Linked DNA regions of Homo sapiens: region 2 is linked to region 1. Evidence: chromatin loops called from intact Hi-C (ENCODE). Cell type or tissue: PC-3. All regions are shown on one strand. Each heading gives the region's core, and the rest is flanking DNA. Links, peaks and the distances in the headings are about the cores only. Region 1 overlaps CEP89 (centrosomal protein 89). Region 2 overlaps CEP89 (centrosomal protein 89).

Region 1 (11,943 bases), core at 3,692-7,691:
GCTGCCAGGCTGTACCGACTGCTGCCTCCAGCAACTGATGGGGATGGACAGGATGTGAGGCCCACCGGGATCCGTGGGGACCCCTCTTCCTCCTGGCTTTCTCCAGCCCCCTGCCCTGCCTTTCTGCCCTCAGGGCCTGTGTGTTCTGCCTGAGGAGGGGCACACATTTCTGCTGTTGCTGCCTGGGTCAGGTGGGTTAACCCCTTGCTATTCCCACTCTGGTTATCTAACTCAACAGCTCATCAGCTGCTTCAAGCTGCTTCTTTTTAAATATAATTTTATTTATTGATTGATTTTTGTAGAGATGGGCTCTTGCTATGTTGCTCAGGCCGGTCTCGAACTCCTGGCCTCAAGCAAGCTTCCTGCCTCAGCTTCCCAAAGTGCTGGGATTGCAGGTGCGAGCCACCAGGCCCAGCCTCATCAGCTCTTTCTAGGCCACTTTGTGTCTCCACTCCTACCAGGGCAAGGTGTATCCCTGGAGCCACCCCTCCCCATTTTCTAGCTGCCCTCTCTTGGCACATTTCAGGCTTGGCACCCATCTTCATTCTCATCTCAACTGTTTTATCTCTGGGATTTCTCAGGGTTCCCTTGTTTCTATGTAGCTGTGGAGTTTCCCATTTCTGAGCCTCACCTTTTGCATGTTAGGGATTGGATATGTGTGTGTCAGAGGTTGGGCCAGGCTCTCTGGAGCCACCAGCCATCCTGCCCTCGTCTGTGTGGAAGCTCTGCTTCCGCCTCTCCCTCCCCTGGGAGGTGCGCTGGCCAGGGCCCATGGGAGCCTCACCTCCTGTGACCTTTCGGAGCACATCTCCCCGTGGAACAGCGCTGGTTTCCACCCCACTTTCTTGCTCTTCCTTCTTAAGGTCCTATGTGACCTCGGTTTTCTCCTCACCCTGGTGCCTTCAGGTGCTGCCCACAGGCCAGTGGCTCGTCAGTCTCCCCAGCAGAGGCTGCCCTGGGACTCTGGGCCTCTGTACCAACCCAAGCCTGCCTCTCCTCATCTTCCATCCCCACCTGCTCTTCACAGTGTGCTCCTCATCTGGGGGAGCATCTGCCAGACACAGACCTGGGTGGTCATCCTGGGTCTGCTTCTCTCTCACTGCCCGCACCCAGCCAGCCACCAGCCCCTGAGTCCTGCTCTCATGTGTCCTTTTCTCTGTGTCCCCACTCTAGTGCTGCCCCTCAGCTGTTGGGCTAGGCCTCATTCTAACCTGCCTTCTTCCCTGCTGGCCTGAGGGATTCACCCAAGAGCAGAGCCTCTTCCTTCTCACACCTTTGCTTGAAAGCCCTGCTGGCTCCTGCTGCCCTGCAAGATGAACTTTCCATGCCACATCACAATAGGCACGGCCTCCTGCAGCTCTGGCCTCCCTTTCTGGCCTCCCCTCAGTACCTCTCTTCCTGCCACCCGCTGTGACTTCATCAGGCCACTTACTGTTTCCTGTAGAAGCCATTCCCTTCCCAGGGACCAAAGAACATGGCACCAGGCCTGATGTGGTTTTTGGAACAAAGTCAGTTGATTTTGATGTAACATTGTCAACATCAATTAACATTGTAAAATTTTCCCCTGAACCCTTTCAGATATAACTGGTAGAGCACGTCAAAGATATACAGAAATAACCAGAGAAAAGTTTGAGGCATTAAAAGAAGAAAATATGGACCTAAACAATATGAATCAAAGCCTTACCCTTGAACTAAACACAATGAAACAAGCAATGAAAGAACTACAGTTAAAACTTAAGGGAATGGAAAAAGAGAAGAGAAAGCTCAAAGAGGCTGAGAAGGCGTCGTCACAGGAAGGTGGGGACAGACAGAGTGCCTTTATTAGAGGAATGAGCAGGACTTCACTCAATTATTTTGAGAGTTAATATTTTATGTTGTGATATTTGTGTTGGTAATTTATGTTGTAATATTTCAGGTTTTTTTGTTAATATCCTTATGTTTGTTGAGATTTGATTTCATCTGCTATATCATTATTACACTAAAGAAATTCCTCAGGTTGGAAAGAAGCTGAATTTACAAAAACAAAACAGAGATTCCAATACTTCTTTTGGAACTTGATGCTTAGCTTACATATATTTCACTTCAGTTTTTATCCCTAAGAGAAGCATAAAAAAGCTCCTCCTTTACCGTAGACTTACCAATGATTATATTTTCCTTGCTACTTTTATAGGTTAAAAAAAGAAATAGTATTTTAATTTGTATTTCTGTTATTATTGAACTTGAATATTTTTTCATATCTTTGCAAGTCATTTTCTTTTTCTTTCATAAAGCTGCCCACTTTATTTATTTATTTTTTAGAGACAGCATCCCACTCTTGTCACCTAGGTTGGACTACAGTGGGGTGGTCAGAGCTCACTATAACCTTGAACTCCTGGGCTCAAGTGATCCTTCCACCTCAGCCTCCTGAGTAGCTGGGACTAAAGGCAAACGCCATCATGCCTGGCTAAGTTTTTTTTTTTTTTAATTTTTTTTATAGCAGTGAGGCCTCATTGTGTTGCCCAGGCTGGTCTCAAACTCCTGGCCTCAAGGATTTTTCCTCCTTGGCCACTTAAAGCACTGGGATTTTAGATATGAGCCACTATCATGGCCAAGTTGCCCACTTTACAATGAGACACTTGACTTCTTTTTATTGATTTGCAGGAACTCCTTACATATGAAAGATTTTATCCCTTTGTCATAGGTGTAATATTTTCTTAGTTTGTTGATAATTGGGCTAAATCAATAAAATGTTTTTCTTTTATGACTTACACTCTTGGTATTAAGTCATTTTTAACTCTAAGGTTATATAAATATTCACCAATATTTTCTCTATACCTTTTTCTATTTATATAAAACTAATATAGCTTTAAGTAAGGTGGTGTCAGTTTTTTTCACATAGACCCTGCATAATTCTTATCTTAGGCACATTTATTTTTAGATACTATATATTATTTGTGCTGTTACCTTGTGGGATCTATTTTCTGTTTTGTTTTCTAATAGGACATTGCTATTATGTGGGAAGGTTATTAGCTCTAATACATTTTCCATGTATTCTATATGATTTTTCTCTTTCTTTTTTTTTTTTTGTGAGATGGAGTCTCCCTCTGTTGCCCAGGCTGGAGTGCAGTGGCGTGATTTCGGCTCACTGCGAGCTCCACCCCCTGGGTTCACGCCATTCTCCTGCCTCAGCCTCCCAAGTAGCTGGGAATATAGGCGCCCGCCATTACGCCCGGCTAATTTTTTGTATATTTAGTAGAGACGGGGTTTCACCGTGTTAGCCAGGATGGTCTCGATCTCCTCACCTCGTGATCCACCCGCCTCGGCCTCCCAAAGTGCTGGGATTACAGGCGTGAGCCACCGCACCCGGCCTCTGTATGATTTTTCAAAGCACATATTCTTATGTCATCTGAAACAATGACTATTCCTTTCCAACTTGAAATTTTTATTTTACTTTATTGTACATGCAAAAACTTCCACAAACTTTCAATATAACGTTAACTATTCAGTGTTAAAAAACGTTGTAACTTTTATTCATTCACACACACAGACACACATACACACACAGACACACACGCACACACAGTTCATTGCCTCTGAGCGTGAAAGAGGGGAGAAAAGCAAACGATTTGCAATTTAATAAAATCTGGATAAATTGGATGTTATTTCTTATAGTATAATATTAAATTTTTTTCCCTAGTTGCTGCACCTGAATTACTTTATCTGCGAAAACAAGCTCAAGAACTGGTGGATGAAAATGATGGATTGAAAATGACTGTCCATCGTTTGAATGTAGAACTCAGTCGATATCAGACAAAATTCAGGCATTTGTCCAAGGAAGAGGTAACGTTTCCGATTGTGAAAATCAGCTTTTCAGATTTTTAAGCCTTTACTGTTGAATTGATTTCCAATCTTGAGAGGTTCTTATTTATTATAATTTGATGTAAGAAAAGCTCTGTCCAAGGCACAATGTTTCTAAGGACCATTCTGTTTCTTGCCTCCTTCCCTTCCTTCTTCCCCGTAATAAAGGCAATAAAGACTGTAAAACATTGGGACAATACAGAAGTGTACAAAGTAAAAGAGGCCGGATGAGGTGGCTTGTGCCTATAATCCCAGCACTTTCAGAGGCTGAGGCGGGAGAATTGCTTGAGCTCTGGAGTTTGAGACCATCCTGGGGGACATGGCGAGACAGTCTCTACAAATAAAAAATTTAAAAAAATTAGCTGAGCATGGTGGCGCATGCCTGTAGCCCCAGCTACTCAGGAGGCTGAGGCAAGAGGATCTCTTGAGCATGGGAGGTCAAGGGTGTGGTGAGCTGAGATTGCGCCACTACACTCCAGCCTGGGTGACAGAGCAAGACCCTGTCTCAAAAATTAAAAAAAAAATAACAAAAGTAAAAGAATGAAAGTGTATGTCGGCTGCTCCCTTCTCAGTCACGTTCCTGAAAGTTGCAGCTGTTGTCAGTGCATTAACTTCGAAAGGAAAGCAGAGTTTTCAGTTCTAAGAACAGTTGCAGAGTCCAACTCCACACACTCTCACTGAGCAGGTCACTGCATGAGATGCCGGGAGGAGTGCCAGATGAACCGATGCTCAGGTCCTTACTCTTACAGAACTTGGGGCTGTGAAGATGTGAGTGACACTGTGGACACAGGAGAGGGAGGCACCGCTGGCTGGGCTCTTGCTGGGGTAGAAGGCGGGAAGGCACACGGTGTTCTCCCATGGCTCCTGGGAGTTCAGGCCTCATGGGCTTCTGAGTTGCTTTTTGAAGGAGGGCTTACGTTTCACTTTTTTTTTTTAATAACAGCTTTGAAATATAATTCACATACCATCCAATTTATACCCATTTTAAAAGTGTACCATTTAGTGGTTTTTATTGTAGTCACAGAATTATGCAACCATCACCACAGTCAATTTTAGAGCACTTTTGTTAAATCAAGAAATGTTGGCTGGGCATGGTGGCTCACACCTGTAATCCCAGCACTTTGGGAGGCTGAGGTGGGCGGATCAGTTGAAGTCAGGCGTTTGAGACCAGCCTGACCAACATGGTGAATTCCCATCTATGCTAAAAATACAAAAAAATTAGCCAGGCATGGTCGTGCGCACCTGTAATCCCAGCTACCTGGGAGGCTGAGGCAGGAGAATCGCTTGAACCTGGGAGGCAGAGGTTGCAGTGAGCCAAGATCATGCCACTGCACTCCAGCCTGGGTGACAGAGAGAGTGAGACTCTGTCTCAAAAAAAAAAAAAAAAAAGGAAAAAAAAGGAAGTGTCATACCTGTTGGGAATCACTCCCTATGTTCCCCTGCTGCCCAATTCCTCCAGCTCAGCCCCTGGTAACCACTAATCTATTTTCTGTCTCTATGAACTTGTCTGTTCTGAACATTTCATAGAAATGAAATCATACAAGACATGACTTTGTGTGACTGACTTCTTTCACTTAACATAATACTAACTTTTAAACAAAAACAAATAAAGTTCTTAGGGTCCTATAATTCAAAACCTGCTTGCTAGGTCAGGGCCTTCTGCAGGACCATGGGGCGGGCAGACAGGCCCAGGGACAGCCTTCTCCCATGTTGTCTTCTGCCCTGTGCAAATGCCATGTTCTCCAAGACAGTCTTCCCTGATCACCCCAGCCAGAAGTGATTGATCTCTCTCTCTCTTTTTTTTTTTTTAGACACAGTCTCTCTATGTCGCCCAGGCTGGAGTGCAGCATGCACAATCTCAGCTCACTGCAATCTCTACCTCCCGGGTTCAAGTGATTCTTGTTTCTCAGCCTCCTGAGTGGCTGGGATTCCAGGCGTGTTCCACTGCGCCCAGCTAATTTTTGTATTTTTAGTAGAGATAGGGTTTCACCATGTTGGCCAGGTTGGTCTCAAACTCCTCACCTCAAATGATCCACCCTCCTCAGCCTCCCAAAGTGCTGGGATTACAGGCATGAACCACCATGCCCGGCCCTCTCTCTCTTTTAAACCATTGCAGACTTTTGTTTGTAATCACTCTTAAGGCACTTATAGCATTCTACCCTATACTGTTTTTGTATATCACGTACATTTGTGTTAGTGGATTTTATTTCTGTTACTAGGTCATAGAATCCTTGAAAACAAGGGTTGCGTTGCAGTGTCCATAATGACTTAGTGAGTTGCCAATGTTTGCAGAGTGAGTGAGTAATTACATAGATATTAAGGTGTTCACATTGTAAAGCTTTTGTGAAATAAATAATTATTTTGTCTAGGCCATTGATTCTGTACTAGATTTTCCCTCCTAATCTAAACAAATAGAAAACCAGACAGAATATGTAATGCAAATGTTTACAGATGTCGAACAGCAGGCAGCACCAGCCTATGACCCTCAAGAGTAGCAGGATAAATAGATGAGCCTGTGATCTGCTTTCTGTCTGGAGGCAGTCTCAGATCACAGAGCAGGGAGGAAGGGCCTGAGCTGAGCCCTTCCCTGAGTTCAACAGAGATGAGAGTCTGGGGAAGCTGAGGAGACTAGAATTCGTAGGGCAAGAATACCAGAAAGAATGGAGTCCTGGAGAGAAAGAGCTACTTATATAAATCTGCATGGGGCTCCTTGGAGTCTTGTGGAATACCACCCTGCACATGTGTAGGATGAGACTGCAAGATACTGGGCAGAAAATAAGAACAGGGAGCTGTGAGCTGCATGGTTCCCAGAGCTCACACAGCACCGGGAACCTTCGAGTTCTGCCCAGCCACAATGGAGAGACCTTGCATTGAGTCAAGAGCCCAGGAGGGCCGTGCCTGAGATGTATGGCTAAAAGAGCTTTTTAGGAAAGGTTACTACAGACCTACCATGACCAGGGTGAAAAAACAAGCCTCAGAAGCATGAAGGTGATCCACAAGCAACTTAGGAGTTGAAAGAAAAAGAGAGAGAGAGAGAGGAGGGAGGAAGGAAGGGCGGAAGGAAAAGAAACCAGTACTCTTTAAAGGAAGATAACAAAATCCAGACACTCAACAATGTGACATTAAAAAGTTCCATATCCAGTGAAAACAGTCACTAGATATGTTCTAGATTTTAAAAGACTAAAAAGGGCTGGAGGCCAGGTGCAGTGACTCACACCTATAATCCCAGCACTTTGGGAGGCTGAGGTGGGCAGATCACTTGAGGTCAGGAGTTCGAGACCAGCCTGGCCAATATGGTGAAACCTCGCCTCTACTAAAAATACAAAAATTAACCAGGTGTGGTGGCACACACCTGTAGTCCCAGCTACTCGGGAGGCTGAGGCATGAGAATTGCTTGAACCTGGGAGGCAGATGTTACAGTGAGCCGAGATCATACCACTGTACTCCAGCCTGTGCGACAGAGCGAGACTGTCTCAAAAAAAAAAAAAAAAGAAAAAAAAAAAAAAAGCCAAGTGTGCTGGCTCACACTTGCAATCCCAGCACTGTGTGAAGCTGAGGCAGGAGGATCACTTCAGGCCAGGAGTTCAAGACCAGCCTGGGCAACATGGTGAAACCCCATTTCTACAAAAAATACAAAAATTAGCCAGGTGTGGTGGCATGCACTTGTAGTCTGAGCTGCTCAGGAGGCTGAGGTGAGAGGATTGCTTGAGCCCAGAAGGCAGAAGTTGCAGTGAGCCATGATCTCACCACTGCACTCCAGCCCGGGTGATGGAATGAGACCCTGTCTCAGAAGGAAAAAAAAAGGACATAAAAGACTTGACAGCTAAATGCAACATGTGACCCTGAATTGGATCCTTGATTAGAAAAGAACATTAGTGGGAAAATAGATGAAATTTGAAGATAACATATAGGTTAGGTTAGGTTAAAAAATAGTATTATAGGCTACTCTAGGCACACTGCCTATGGGGTACCCCTGCTCTGCAAGGAGCAGTAATATATATATATATATGAAAATAGTATTGTTATCTGTGTTGATTTCCTGATTTTCATGACAGTACTGTGGTTAAGTAAATGAATGTTTTTGTTTTTAGGAAATACAAGTATTTAGAGGAAAAGGGGCATTATATCTGCAAATTACTCTAAAACATTTCAGAAAAAATATTTCTCTCATATATACATATATACATATAGATAGATAGATGGGTAGGTGTATGGGAAAGTGGATGGATGGATGGATGGATGGATAGATGGATGGATGGATGGATGGATGGATGGATGGGTAGGTGGGTAGGTGGGTGGGTAGGCAGATGGATAGACAGATAAATGCATAGATGGGCAATGCCCAGTCTAGATTAAGAATATCTAAGACTTGAAAATTCAGAGGAAGTGTGGTTTAACTTGTCTTCAATACATGTTTTGTTCTTAGAGCTTAAATATTGAAGGCCTCCCATCCAAGGGCCCTATACCACCCTGGTTGGTAAGTGAAAGTTATTTAATTTCAGGCCCATATTTTCAGGGTATATTTGCATAGCTATTAAAAACCATTTCAGGCCAGGCGCGGTGGCTCATGTCTGTAATCCCAGCACTTTGGAAGGCTGAGGCGGGTGGATCAGTTGAGGTCAAGGGTTCAAGACCAGCCTGGCCAACATGGTGAAACCCTGTCTCTACTAAAAATACAAAAATTAGCTGGGCGTGATGGTGCATGCCTATAGTCCCAGCTACTTGGGAGGCTGAGGCAGGAGAATCGCTTGAACCCGGGAGGTTTAGGTTGCAGTGAGCTGAGATCGTGCCACTGCACGCGAGCCTGGGCGGCAGAGTGGGAATGGCTTCGGGCAACGGAGCTCATTCTGACCGCAGGAGGTCAAGCCTGTGCGGGTGTTGTAGATGCCTCCTGTGCCTCCTGCATGCCTCTGGGTTCCTCATTTAAGTGGCCATATAGATCCCTGAAATTGGAAGGATCCAAGGAGAGAAATGTTGGTTGTTCTGGGATCCTGAGCTGGGAGAGTCGTTAAAAAACAATAACAACTGCAACCAAAGAAACCATTTCAAAAAAGTATAACTTCTTGCCATTTAAAAATTTTCTGGTTGTGTTTAGATGTAAGAAATATATTAACCTTCCTTTACTCTCTATCTTCAGTTGGATATAAAGTACCTGTCACCATTGTTGCTGGCTTATGAAGATATGATGAAAGAGAAGGACGAGCTCAATGCCACCCTCAAGGTAGGCTGGCAAATGTCCCAGAAGACACAAGATTTATAAAAATATAGGACCGCTTCAAATTTTATAAAAACATTTTGAATGTAGGTATACCCAGCATATTATAGATAACCAAATGTTTATTAGAGGACAGAAAGGAGGAAGGAAGGAGTGTGGCAGGGTGGGAGGCAGGGAAAGAAGGAAGAGGGGAGGAAGTAAGGGAGTGATTGGCAGAGCAGGAGGGGTGGATAGGGAGCGAGGGGAGAGGTATGGAGGGTCAGAGCAGTGCTGCATGAGAAGCCATGGCTTTCTGGACAGCCAGCCCATATGGGCTGAGATCTTGGGGTGCAGGGAAGACAGCAGGGGGGAAGTGCTTCTTTCCTGTTACTGTGCAGCTGCAAATACCACCATTAGAAGGGACATTTGGGCTGGGCGCGGTGGCTCACGCCTGTAATCTCAGCACTTTGGGAGGCCGAGGTGGGTGGATCACATGAGGTCAGGAGTTCAAGACCAGCCTGGTCAACATGGTGAAACCCCGTCTCTACTAAAAATACAAAAATTAGCTGGTGTGGTGGCACGTACCTGTAATTCCAGCTACTCAGGAGGCTGAGGCAGGAGAATAGCTTGAACCAGGGAGCTGGACGTTGCAGTGAGCCGAGATTGCATCACTGCACTCCAGCCTGGCGATGGGGCCAGACTCCGTCTCGAAAAAAAAAAAAAAAAAAAAAGGGCTATTTGGGCAGACATGGGAAGGAAAGGCTGGAGATGTTTTGGGCAAACTTAGATGCTTCTTAATTCTAGGATGAGCTGACCCCAGGGAAGTCTGATTGCTGAGCTGTTGGAAATGGAGAAGTGAGGTTTTTATCCATTTCTGCCTTGTCCACCGCCGTTTTGTGGGAATGACTTCGCGCAGCGGAGCTCGTTCTAACTTCAGGAGGCCAAGCCTGTGTAGGTGTTGTAGATGCCTCCTGTGCCTCCTGCATTCCTCTGGGTTCCTCATTTAAGTGTCCATATAGATCCCTGAAATTGGAAGGATCCAGCGAAAGAAATGTTGGTTGTTCTGGGATCCTGAGCTGGGAGGGTCCTTTAAGAGGCTCCCAGCTTGTTCCTAATCAGTGATGCTGTCCCGTGTCCATGTCCCATGGAAAGGAATTTTAATCCTTTTCATTTAGACTGAGTGTTGGATGCTTAATTTTCTAAGAGCATGAATGAATCTTGTACTAATTGAATATATAACAATCCTAATAGCTAATAATATTATTTTTTTGGTGCTCCTTCTAAGTCAGGGTCAGCACAGACTTTCTGTCAAGGGCCAGTTAATAAGCACTTTAGGCTTTGGAGGCCATGCAGTTTCTGTTTGCACCTGCTCAGCCCTGCTGTTGCAACATGAAAGCAGATGAGGATAACATGTAAATAATGGGCGAGGCCCATTATTTTATTTATAAATAAATAAAACTTTATTTATAAAAACAGGCAGCTGGTTTGCACACTTTAGTTTGCCTGACCCCTGTTCCAAAAAAGAGTCACATGGACTGCCAGCAGTGAGTGAGTGTGTCTGGGTGGAGAGATGAGAGGAGAAGTTACTTGGCAGTGCTGCTTTAAGTTAAAAGGGTGTAGGCATAAACACCTGACAGCTGGGAGTAGAATATTTTACAGGCACACCAGAGTAAATATTGGCACCTCAGATTCTCACCAAAGGACAGCGCAGGACACGGAAGCTGGAAAAGCCCTGATGGAGGAGGCTCAGCTGAAGTGTCACACACACAGACTGTTGGGAGCTGAAACAGACATAGACTGTTAGGCATCAAAACCGGCCCAGCGACAGACCTCGTGTTGTGGCTAATGGCCAGTGAAGCTCTGCAGACTGATGACGCTAGTAAGACACTTTCTCATGGTTGTCATGGACAAAACTAAGAGCCTTGGCTGGATGTGGTGACTCATGACTGTAATCCCAGCATTTTGGGAGTCTGAGGCAGGAAGATTCCTTGAGCCTAGGAGTTCAAGAGCAGCCTTGAGTAACATGGCGAAACCTCGTCTATACACAAAATACAAAAATTAGCCAGGCATAGTAGTACAGGTACTTGGGAAGCTGAGGTGGGAGGATCGCTTGAGCCTAGGAGGTTGAGGCTGCAGTGAGCTGTGATTGCAGTACTGTACTCTAGCCTGGGTGACAGAGCGAGACCCTGTCTCAAAAAAAAAAAAAAAAAAAGAGCTTCCTCCAACTCCCACACTAACTAACCCCTTCCCCACCAAATCTAGCTTTAATTAAGGATGAAAAGTCTTATTTTTTATATTAAAAACCTCCAATTTATTCTCCTGCATCTTCAAACAAAGGAAAAATGTCAGCGTTGATGGGCATCTCTGCCTTTTCTATCAGTATTCGGCAGTTATAGAACAATGTTAGCAAATTAGGAATCTAATACTCGAAAGCCCAGGTTCTTTGCCTCTTGTACTTGGCCTTGCATTTGGTCCTAGTGCTTTCTCACTAGACCGTAAGCTCCCTGAGAGCAGGCACCACTGGTGCTGGTACCGAGAGTTGAAGGCTGGCCTGTTGTGAGACCTTGCTAAATGGCTGTTACCATTTGATTTTAGCCACAGCAGCAGCACCAGAACTGAGAAATATAGATGCGTGGGTATGTGTGTGTTATAATTTACGTACATTTTATTTCAGGAGGAAATGAGAATGTTTAGGATGCGAGTCCAAGAAGTGGTGAAAGAAAATGAAGAATTGCACCAAGAGTTAAATAAGAGTAGTGCTGTTACCAGTGAGGAATGGCAAGTGGCATTGTGTTTCTGCTCTTTTGCTAATTTAAAACAAATGGTAACAGGAAAATATGTTATAAAATTATCAAATACATAATTACATTCTTAACTAAAATATTTTACGGGAGAGTTTCTAAGAAATTAAT
Region 2 (11,943 bases), core at 3,952-7,951, 52 kb after region 1:
GACAATAATTTTAGAAATGCTCGGCCGGGCGCGGTGTCTCACGCCTGTAATCCCAGCACTTTGGGAGGCCGAGGCAGGCGGATCGCGAGGTCAGGAGATTGAGACCATCCTGGCTAACATGGTGAAACCCCATCTCTATTAAAAAAAATACAAAAAAATTAACCAGGTGTGGTGGTGGGCACCTGTAATCCCAGCTACTGAGGAGGCTGAGGCAGGAGAATGATGTGAACCCGGGAGGCGGAGCTTGCAGTGAGCTGATATTGCGCCACTGCACTCCAGCCTGGGCCACAGAGCAAGACTCTGCCGTCTCAAAAAAAAAGAAAAAAAATGCTCACAGGAAAATTCAGAACCTTCAGTACTATACAGTAAAAACGAAAGAAGGAAAGTAAATAGCGGGCTTTCATCTCAGCTGTCTGTTTGGTGACAGAGAGTGACAGCCCTTGTTGGATTCTTCAATGAGGCTGTCTTGTCAAGGTGAAACAGTGCTGACCAGTGGCAGCATTAGTTCTTAGGTTACCAGTTGATGCAGGGATAAGAGTTGTCCTGGAAAAAATACAGTTGTAGATTAATTTGCAAGAACATCCAGTTTGTTCTGTGATGGTAATTTTTTTTTTTTTTTTTTGAGACAGGGTCTCACTGTGTCACCCAGGCTAGAGTGCAGTGGCGTGATCACACTCACTGCAGCCTCCGCCTCCTAGGTTCAAGTTATCCTCCCACCTCTGCCTCACAAGTAGCTGGGACTACAGGCATGCACTACAACGCCTGGCTAATTTTTGTATTTTTAATAGAGACAGGGTTTCACCATGTTGGCCAGGCTGGTCTTGAACTCCTGACCTCAAGTGATCCGCCTGCCTCAGCCTGTAATAGTGCTGAAATTAGAAGCATGAACTGCTGTTTCCAATGGTGATATTTTATGTTTTCATTTATTTATAGCATATAAAGAACTAGGCTTTATATACATTAAAATTTGGTTTTATTGTACCTGAAATTCTTTTGTCACTTTTTATGACTTTTATGATCCAGACTTGCAATCCCAGACCAAACTTATCCGGGGTTGCTAGATTTTAAAGGCTCTGACACACAAGGAGTGGGTAGGGAGCACAGCCAGGAGGCACTGTCCACCCTGGCCTGGCAGCGTCCCCTCATTCACAGAGTCCTTCCCCCGACCAGGGCTACAAGAAGCAGGCAGCACTGAAGCTGGGGGACATCAGTCACCGTCTGCTGGAGCAGCAGGAGGACTTCGCCGGCAAGACAGCCCAGTACCGGCAGGAGATGCGGCACCTGCACCAGGTGCTGAAGGACAAGCAGGAGGTGCTGGACCAGGCGCTGCAGCAGAACAGGTGGGGCATGCGCCCTGCGCCATGGCCCGCAGAGATGTCTGAATGTCTGATTGAGGGTTCTGCTAAAACCCTCTGGGCCTGTTTTATTTGTTCCATTGTTTAATTTTGTTTCTACATTTTACTCTGATCTGAATGTAATATTGGTCTCAAGTTTTATTTGCTCCTCATCTTCTTTATTCTTTTAAAAATTCCTCTTGTTTGAACTGGACTTCCGGAATCAATGCACACCTCTAATTGCCTTTCTCTTTTTTTCTGCTGCCTTCCATCTCACTGATATTTTTATTTTGTCTCATTTTCTTTTTATTTTATTTTTTGAGACAGCATCTCACTCTGTCTCCCAGGCTGGAGTGCAGTGGCACGATCTCGGCTCACTGCAACCTCCGCCTCCCGGATTCAAGCGGTTCTCCCACCTCAGCCTCCTGAGTATAGCTGGGATTATAGGCATGAGCCAGTTTTGTTTCATTTTCTTGAGAGATTTTATTAATTTTTGATTAGGTATTTTATTTCTGTTATTTCTATTATTATTATTATTATTACTACTTATAGACAGGGTCTGGCTCTGTTGCCCAGGCTGGAGTGCAGTGGTGTGATCATAGCTTACTGCAGCCTCAAACTCCTGGGCTCAAGCCATCCTCCTGCCTTAGCTTCCCAAGTAGCAGGGATTACAAGCATGAGCCACTGTGCCCAACTTTTTTAAACTCTTCATTCACTGCAGTCAGGGCCTGGGGATCCCCACTCATGGGGAACAGTGTAGACTCACTCCAGATCCATTTGAGAGCAGGCCGGTGGCTCTAGTCCCCAGGTGATGCCTGGCCTTTCAGAACAGGTTTCCTTTGAAGATCTGCAGGTCTCCCACCCACCCCTCCTTTCTTTGAGGGTCCTTCACATCCTCCACTTACCTACCTTCACAGTGCCTCTAGTAGGAAGAGAAACTTGGACAAGAGTGGGTCCTGAGATTTTCTGTCACTCTTGATCTGCACGATCTCTCAGTCTACAAACATCCAGGGTTTGGCATTGACTTTTGTCCTCAAAGCAACTGATACTTTGTCTGCCTCTTTGGTTTCAGTTTAGGCTTCATTTTTTCTGCCCTTAGAGACTGCCTGTTCTTTCGAGTTCAGCCATACATTTAAACATGATTGCTATAATTTACCAAATATCTTCAGAAAACCAAAGTCTGGGGAATTTTTTTTTTTTTTTTTTTTTTAAATACAAGGTCTTGCTCTGTTGCCTGGGCTAAAGTACAGTGGCACAATCTCAGCTCACTGCAGCCTCAAATTTCTGGGCTCAAGTCATCCTTCTGCCTCAGCCTCCCGAGTAGCTGGAAATACAGGTGCATGCCACCACGTGGGCCCAGCTAATTTTTAAGTTTTTTGTAGAGATGAGGTCTCACATGTTGCCCAGGCTGGGGCTTTTTTAGACATAGTTTAATTAAGTTGTTCTTACCACACAGTGGGCATCAGGGGCCTTGGAAGGAAGGAACGTTCACAAGAAAAGTGACTCTGGCCAAGTGGGCACATCACTGGCCTCCCTGAACTTCAGTGTCCTGCTCTTTAAACCGTGGTGCGAAGTCCACCTGCAAATCCAGTTTCCAACATTTTCCAGAACCATCTGGCAGTGTCCGGGAAGGAGCTGGCCTCTCCAGCCTGGCCATGCTCCCCGATGGGGCTAAGCACCTTGTGAGGTGTGGCTCGTGTCCTGGTCTATTCCCAGTGGACTGTGGCCCTGTGAGGATGTGGCCACCTTCATCTGTCCTGTCTCCCCAGCACACCACAGGGCACTGCATCCTGGTTCTGGAAACGCTGCCCTGTGGCTCTTTCCAACCTCACATGCCTCGGCCCCTCAGGGCCTCCCCATCCCGGCACATGGGCCAGGCCAATCTTCTCCATCTTGGCAATGAGTCTTATCTCCTCAGGTCCCCCACCTCACCCCCTGACTCGCTCTTAGCTCTGGGCTGTATGGAGCGGAAGACCTGTGGAAGGTCACTGAGTGCTGGCCAGGTCACAGTGGACAAGCAGACGGGACACAGGAGGGGCTGTGTGGGTGCCTGTGGCCAGGCCATCGTGCTAGAGCGTCTGGCTGGCCAAGGCCAGCCCTGCAGTTCCTGCAGTTCCTTATTCGACACGCCCAAGTTCATTCTTGAGAGAAAACAGGGATTGCACTGGCGCCAAAGTCAAGGGCAGAACATAGAGGGAAGAGAAATGCCTGTGCCGTCCTGCTGCTCCCCATTCCCAGGGCACTGGCCGCTTCATTCCACACTGAGCCCCAGCCTGGGCTGTCCTGCTGCTCCCCATTCCCAGGGCACCAGCTGCTTCATTCCACACTGAGCGCTTGCTTCAGAACCCAGGCACCGAGGGCTCTGTTCCCTGCTGATAGCGTTCTTCTGTTTTGAGTTCTTGCTACTTTGGGATTCATATGGGCTCTATATTATTTTTAAAATTGTGCCATTTTAAACTTATTTCCCTCAGAGAAATGGAAGGTGAACTTGAAGTTATTTGGGAATCTACCTTCAGGGAAAACCGAAGAATCCGAGAACTTCTCCAGGACACACTCACGAGGACAGGCGTGCAGGACAACCCCAGAGCTCTGGTTGCCCCCAGCCTCAATGGCGTCTCTCAGGCAGACCTGCTGGACGGCTGCGATGTCTGCTCCTATGACCTGAAGTCTCATGCCCCCACCTGCTAGAATCTGCGGGAGCCCGTGGTGTAGCCTCCTCTGGCCTGAAAGGTCTGCCTCACACAGGCCTTCCCTGCAGGGCAGCCCATGGTGGCAGCCGGAGGTGCGTAAGCCCACTGAACGCTGCAGGGCAGGGAAGAAATAAATGGTCTCATAGTTTAATCCATTGATAACATTTTGCTTTATTTTTTAATTTTTTTTTTTTTTTAGAGCTAGGGTCTCACTCTGTTGCCCATGCTGGAGTACAGTGGTGCAATCATAGCTCACGGCAGCCTCAAACATGTTTGAGATCCTTCTGCTTCAGCCTCCTGAGTAGCTGGGACCTCAGGTGTGCACTGTCAGGCCCAGCTAATTTTTTTCTTTTTTGTTGAGATGAGGTCTTGCTATGTTGCTCAGGCTGGTCTTGAACTCCTGGCCTCAATCTGTCCTCCTGCCTTGGCCTCCCAAAGTGCGGGAATGACACGTGTGAGCCACTGCGCCTGGCCCATTGTGCTTTATTTTAATAACGTGCTGCTGAAATCTGTTTTAGCCAGGGCATGTTCTCTGGCCACATTGCCACTGAGATGAGTTCTATGACACCCACTGCTCTGGTGAGTAGGTGGCCTGCTGAGCAGGCCTGCCTTCCAGCTCCTAGATCTGCAGCTGGGAAGTGCTGGAAGGGTTGGGCGGGCAGCTGAGCCCTCGTGCCATGTGTCAGATGGGGAAGTGTCACCCGAGGAGCCAGGCCATGGCACCGGCCCTGATGATAGCTGTGCGTGAGCTCTGGGGGCCTTTTCTTGTTTGGTCAAAAAAAACAAGGTGCTGCTGCTGTTCATGCCCTCTAAGTTGTACAAACCTTTTCTGCCCTCTCCCCTAGCCCTTCTCTATCCTCCTGAGCAAGTACTTTATTCTCTTTTGTTTAGTTGTTACTTTTGTTTGTTTGTTTTGAGACAGGGTCTCACTCTGTTACCCAGGCTGGAATGCAGTGGTGCAATCACCACAGCCTTGACCTCCAGGCTCAAGCGATCCTCCCATCCCAGCCTCCTGAGTAGGTGAGATGACAGGTATACACTAACATGCCTGGCTAATTTTGTAAAAAAAAAATTTTTGTAGGCCAGCCATGGTGGCTCACTCCTGTAATCCCAGCACTTTGGGAGGTCGAGGCAGGCGGATCACCCGAGGCCAGGAGTTCGAGACCAGCCTGGCCAACATGGTGAAACCCCATCTCTACTAAAAATACAAAAATTAGCTGGGCATGGTGGTGGGTGCCTGTAATCCCAGCTACTTGGGAGGCTGAGGCAGGAGAATTGCTTGAACCTGGAAGGCGGAGGTTGCAGTGAACCAAGATCACGCCATTATACCCCAGCCTGGGCAGCCTGGGCAACAAGAGCGAGACTTTGTCTCAAAAAAAAAAAATTTTTTTTTTGGTAGAGATGGGGTCTTGCTATGTTGCCCAAGCTGGTCTCAAACGTCTAGCTTCAAGCAATCCTCCTGCCTAGGCCTCCCAAAGTGTTGGGATTATAGGTATGAGCCACCGCGCCTGGTCTGGGAAGGTAATTGATTCTGGAGCCACACAGCTCCCCACCCATGTAATGAGAGCCCTGGCTTTGAGCTAAGATAGAGTCCCTGCCCCACTGCCACCACCAAGAAGCATACCAGGGGGCCATGGTTCTGTCCCATGTGTGTTAGATGACGTGCCACCTCCTCAGGAAAATTACCCCAGCCGCTCAGGACCATTCAGTCCCAGGCATGCTGGAGGGACTTGGGGACATTGGGCTACAAAGGACCCTAACTGTGGGACTCAGGGGTGGCACCCTGCAGCATCTCCTTTTCAGAGCCCCTCGCAGTGAAGTCCTGCCTTGTTTCAGGTGGGAAGGAGGCCCCAGTACTGGTCCTTGGTCATGTGTAGAAGTTCTACGTGTGATCTTTGATTGCCAGACGGAAGGGTGAGATAGAAAATCATAGTTCTTTTATGACTCTATAAGCTTGTTCAACAGTTGAATCATTGTAATTTAATTTTATTTTACAAGCGGTAGAAAGACTCACTGGGATTGAAAACTGTGTATCATCTCCCTAGGAGATGACCTAACAAATAACTGTGATGCTATTTCAAAGGCATTTACGGCCGCTCTGCAGCCTCCTGTAGACAGGCTGACAGGCGGCGGCAGCCCAGCGTGGCTGCGCGGGGCAGGAGTGCTTGTCAGCAGGAATGCTGCTCCCGCCATCGTGACCTAGAGAACCACTGTTGACATCCCTGTCTTTCTGCCTTTTATGCAAACATTTTATTCTTTTGAGAAGTGTCCACTTTTGTTCTTATGTTTCTGCTTTAAGTTTTTCACACAGTGCAAACATACTTTGCAAGTATGGGGACTCCTGGATGGCACTGTGACCAGGGCAAGGGCAGGTGTCCCACAGACACTATCTTCTGCCCAGCCTCCTGCTGGGTGCCATAGGAAATGGGCAGAGAAGCCACGAGTCCAGGATGCCAAGGAGGGCGGGGCAGGCAAGGCAGAGAGGCACCTGGGTGCTTGTGAGATTCCAGGAAAGGACAGAAACATTGGGGTGCTTCTGGGAGGAACTGGCACGCCCCGGCCCTTGCAGAGTGGACAAGGTTTCAGGAGCTACAGAAGGGTGGAGAGGGCCCCCAGGAGCACAGCAGGCACTCAGAGCAGCAGGAGGGGGTTTGGTCAGAGCTTGGGTGGGAAATGAGGCCGGACTGCACAGAGGAGAACTGGGTCTGCTGGGAGGGGCTCCTCCTTCCCCATGCTGCAAGTGTCTGGTCTGAGCAGGGAACCCTTCTCTTTCTTGGTCCTGGTGAGGTTTCATACGGCATTGGAAGATTCCTGGTCAAGCAGCTGTAGAACATGACCCAGGCACGCGAGTGAGCCTTGCTGGCTTTGCCATTATTTAAAAGCAGCCCTGGGCATGGTGATGGCGCCTATGGTTTCAGCTACTCAGGAGGCTGAGGTGGGAGGATCACTTGAGCCTGGGAGGTTGAGGCTGCAGTGAGCTATGATCATGCCACTGCACTCCAGCCTGGGCAACCAGGTGAGACCCTGCCTCAAAAATAATACAATAAAAAGTAAAAGCAGCCCTGGGGAAATGGAGACAGTGGACAAAGCAGGCTGGGGCACCAGGTGTGCATGTGGGTGTGAGTCTGTCATGAGAGCTGTCCTGAATGCCCTTAACGCCACTGAACTGTATGCTGGAAAACAGTGACAACAGTGGATTTTGTTATATAGACAATTAAAAAAGAAATAACACCCAGGCCTGCTTCCTGAGTGTTTGTGTCATTTTACTTTCCCACCACCAACCTCCGCGCAAGTTCCGGTTGCTCCGCATCCTCATCAATGCTTGGTGGTGTTGTCAATAACTGTGTTGAGAGGACAGAGATTTAAGGCCGAGGGTGGCCTAGCATTTAGCCTCGAGCGCAGCTGTCACTGGCTCCTCACCCCCTCCCCTACCTGTATCGTTGGCGGGAATGAAAGGCACAGTCCCCAGTGTGGGTGGCTCAGGAGAGCCCTCCCTGGGCCCAAGCAGCTCTTCCAGCAGGGAGGGCTTGAGCCGGATACAGATCCCACAGCAGGAGGCTGAGCCTCTTGGGATGGGGCTGGGCTGACATCTGAATTCTTGAGTAAGACTGGAAACATCATCCACTCAAAACTTGGCTGGGCGGCATGGGGAGGGCTCAGTGTGCCCAGGTTTGTGGCACCTCTCTGCTGGGTCACAGCTGGGCAGGGGTCCACAGGTAAGGAGTGGCTGCAGCCAGGAGTGGGAGAGGGGATGGGTACAGCTTGTTAGGCCTCTCTTGGTTTTCTCAAGGTGTGAGTCCATGGCCCCAAAGCTGGGCAGGAAACCTGCTGCCCTTCCAGCCTCCCAGGCTTGGCTTTTTTTTTTTTTTTAGTTGAGACAGTCTCGCTCTGTCACCCAGGCTGGAGTGCAGTGGTGCGATCTCGGCTCACTGCAACCTCCACCTCCTAGGTTCAAGCAATTCTCCCACCTCAGCCCCCCGAATAGCTGGGATTACAGGGTGTGTCTCACCACGCCCATCTAATTTTTTTTATTTTTAGTAGAGACAGGGTTTTGCCACGTTGGCCAGGCTAGTCTCAAACTCCTGACCTCAAGTGATCCGCCCACCTCAGCCTCCCAAGGTGCTGGGATTACAGGCATGAGCCACCATCCCCAGCCTCAGGCTCGGCTCTTTTCCTCATTTTTGACTAGGGGTGGACTGGGTAGGAGGGTTTTGGAGAGAAAGAAGAAGGGCGGCTTTTGTAGTTGATATTCACCTGCAGGGCCCCGCTGGGCTGCTTTGCAGGCCCAATGTCTGCAAACAACAGGACAGAGGTAGTGAGGACCCAGGCTGGGCTATGGAGACTTCAAACCTACGGAGCGCATGAGGCTGCTTCCTGGAACTGGGCATGCCACCTGCTACTGAGGACCCAGGCTGGCTCCCCGCGTCTGTGCTGGGTGCTCTGGGCCGCCATCCCCTTGTTCCACAGTCCACCCGTGTGTCAGCACTCTACAGAGGGTATAGATGAGACAGGGAGAGTGCACTGAGGTGACAGCATTGCTGCCTTGGGTCATCAGGAGCCTGGAGCATCTATTTCACCTGGTCAGGAGGGTCCTGAGTATTTTATTAAAGAATAATTCTTTGAAAGTGAAGGGTCTGTGTGTAGTATATGTAGCATACCAGGGCTGGGTTGCAAGCAACAGAACTATACTGCCCAATGTTAAGGGAAAGAAGGAAATATTTTGGAAATGTACACTCTGTGGCTTCCACCATGTTTTGAGAAGGACAGAAGCTGGAATAGCCTTGGGGTGAGGGTCTCAGTAGTTGAACACCGTCAGCCTACCCTGTGCTTCACTCAGGTAGCAAATCCTGGGAGACAATGGCCTCTTGGCTGACCTGACATCCTGAGCCCTCCTGTGTGGCCAGAGAAGTGAGGTCTTTTGGTTGGTAGCCCACCAGTGTCCCACAGAAAGGGACAGTTCCCCCCAAGTTGTGGATGCTGGGCAGACAGAAACAAGATTACAAAAAATGGTAACTTCCTATGTTAGAGTCTCCATCTGTCACCCAGACTGGAGTCCAGTGGCACGATCGTAGCTCACTGCAGCCTTGAACTCCTGGACTCAAGCAGTCCTCCTGCCCCAGCCTCCCAAGAGTAGCTGGGACTATAGGTGCACACCATCATGCCTGGATAATATTTTTAAATTCTTTTCGTAAAGACAGGCGCTCGCTATGTTGCCCAGGTTGGTCTCAAACTCCTGGCCTCAAACAGTCTCCCTGCCTCGGCCTCACAAAGTGCTGAGATTACAGGCGCACAGCCACAGCACCCGGCCCCCAAAATAGTAACTCTTTATTAAAGATGTTTGATGACACAGAACCCTCTTTCCCCAAAATCAGCAGCGATCACAACTTTCATCATGTGTGGCCACCGTGGTTGAGAAAAGAGGCAGCGACCATGAATCGTGACGAGGTCGGTGGGGAAGGGAGCAGGATGGGAAGTCGTGTTTTGACAGCATGCTGCAACTGTCTTCCCCACGCAGGTTATTTAATGCAAAACCATATTACTTGGAACACATAAAAATGATGGACAAAGTTCGAAGGCAGAATTGTACTATTCCAATAGTTGTTGGATATATATAGATTGTTCCTAGATAAGAGTTTTGAAATTATGTTTATGCTTTCCTTGCTAATTGTTTTATGGCTAGACAGCACGTCCCTGACATCGAAAGGCTTTGCACATCGCTAACTCATCACAAGTTCTTCTGGTTGGAATTCAGGTAGTAAGGGAACAAACAACTCTTCTATCTGTGGTAGTATGCCAGTTATTTCTGTCTTTTGGGTCCCCCTCCAAATCCCCAACTGCTACCGTCAGCAGCAGTGGGAAGGAATACAAGACCGAGTGAACTTAATGAATAGGAGAAGGTGAAAACTTGAAGGCAGGTCTGGAACAAGCTTTCAGCGGTAAAGGAAGATTCAGCCTCTGCCTGAATGTTTGCCCAAGACCTTGCCTCTGTCACGAGGACAGTGAATTAGAGAACAAGGCACCCAGCTGGGCAGCCCAGAGGCTGTGCAGAAATGGACTGACACTATGGGATTAAAGACGTCTTTAAAACCATCACAGGAGGCCAGGTGCAATGGCTTACGCCTGTAATCTCAGCACTTTGAGAGGCTGAAATGGGAGGATCACTTGAGCCCAAGAGGTCAAGGCTGGAGTGAGCCATGATCACGCCATTGCACTCTAGCATGGGAGCAAGAGACCCTGTCTCAGACACAAACCATCACAGGAGAAGGAAATGTTGGGGCTCAGGACACACCACCCCCAAAATATGACTGTAGGAGACTAGATATATATCACCCCAAATTATACTTCTTTGGAATATTTTGAGCTGGTTATTCTGAGAAACTGCAGACACAACAGGTGTAGCTCTGAAAAGCTGCCCTTTGCAAAAGAAATGTATGTCATGAAGGAAATCTACATTAGTACAAGTATCTGTACCAGGAAGAGACAACTTTTATTACCTGAGAGACTTATATCTGCATAACAAGACGACCTTTATTCGCCATGCATTTCCTCCCCTCACCATCCCATTACTAGTCCCTACCTGCCCCAGAAGCCCCAAGCCCCTAATCCTTATATAGCTCAGGATGCTATATAGGGTTTAGTCATCTGGCCCTTCTTCAAGTCTCTTGTTTTGTGGGACTCAGTTGCATATACACATAATTAAAACAGTTTTCCTCCCATTAGTCTCAATTCGAAGCCCAACCAAAGAACCCAAAAGGGTGGAGAGAAGCATTTTACCCTCCCCAACTGAAATCAAATGTGCACCAAATATAAGATAAAATGTAGATGGTGTGAAGATCTTCACACTGCAAGCATTTTTGCAATCGGAAGGGAAAAAGCACGGGTTGAAAATGAAGGTCAAGAGTCTTTAGCAGAAACTTAAGAAATAGAGTGGTTGGGCGGGTGTGGTGGCTCACACCTGTAATCCCAGCACTTTGGGAGGCTGAAGCGGGTGGATTACTTGAGGTCAGGAGTTCAAGATCAGCCTGGCCAACATGATGAAACCCTGTCTCTACTAAAAATACAAAAATTAGCCGGGTATATTGTCACACATGTAGTACCAGCTACTCGGGAGGCTGAGGGAGGAGAATCGCTTGAACCTGGGAGGCGGAGGTTGCAGTGAGCTGAGATCATGACACTGCACTCCAGCCTGGGTGACACAGCAAGTCTCAAAAATAAATAAATAAAATGGTAAAAATGACAGTAGGATTTGCGCTTTGGGAGGCCGAGGCAGGTGGATCACTTGAGGTCAGGAGTTCAAGACCAACCTGGCCAACATGGTGAAACCCCATCTCTACTAAAAATACAAAAATTAGCCAGGCATGGTGGTGGATGCCTGTAATCCCAGCTACTCAGGAGGCTGAGACAGGAGAATCACTTGAACCCAGGAGGCAGAGGTTGCAGTGAGCTGAGATCGTGCCACTGCACTCCAGCCTGGGCGACAGAGTGAGGCTCCATCTAAAAAAAAAAAAATTGACAGCAGGGAGGTGAAACTTCAGTCACATGGCAGAAGCACTGGATACACAATGAACCAATGGTCTTCAAGAACTGAGGAAAATTTTGCTTTTTAAATGAAATCCGTATTATTTTCCATGAGGAAGAGCTTATGAGAATTACTTGAATACTTTCTGTGTATTCAAGGGAGGGAGAGGGTGGGACTGCGGTGAAAAACACAACTTTAAGAAACAGGCTTAAGAAATGCTCACCGTGGACCCAAAATGAACTGAAGTGGAGGTTTCTGACTTAACAAAGGACCCTCACATCCCGATGTTCCAGACTCGGCACTTGGAAGAGGCCCAGGAAGACCAGAGGGCTGGTCCCGGACATTCATGGAACATGCAAGTTCAGTGTGTTCCGTGAGGAGGCGCCTGTTGCTCGCCCTG

What was found. Peaks named below come from ENCODE experiments on the same cell type or tissue, not always from the same donor. Only the 100,000 strongest peaks of a DNase experiment are listed, where the experiment ranks them.
Region 2: it touches region 1 in a loop (17-fold over the local background); 1 of 110 quality-filtered maps calls a loop at or near these places.

Annotation. Positions count from the first base shown.
Region 1 is chr19:32,923,305-32,935,247 of GRCh38, reverse strand. It overlaps CEP89 (centrosomal protein 89), which reads left to right. Exons shown (of 19, transcript NM_032816.5): 8 at 1,579-1,797; 9 at 3,677-3,819; 10 at 8,264-8,314; 11 at 8,975-9,058; 12 at 11,706-11,809. Among named protein-coding and RNA genes, the nearest start is that of CEP89, 43 kb to the left of the region's middle. In PC-3, for the core only: no CTCF peak of the experiment used is centred there; a DNase peak (open chromatin) is centred at 6,127; H3K27ac peaks cover 1,777 bases.
Region 2 is chr19:32,871,241-32,883,183 of GRCh38, reverse strand. CEP89 (centrosomal protein 89) reads left to right here. Exons shown (of 19, transcript NM_032816.5): 18 at 1,171-1,340; 19 at 3,806-7,259. The coding sequence ends at 4,022. Among named protein-coding and RNA genes, the nearest start is that of SLC7A9, 7.4 kb to the right of the region's middle. RefSeq lists an enhancer at 7,143-8,028. In PC-3, for the core only: a CTCF peak has its summit at 6,397; a DNase peak (open chromatin) is centred at 6,073; H3K27ac peaks cover 1,338 bases.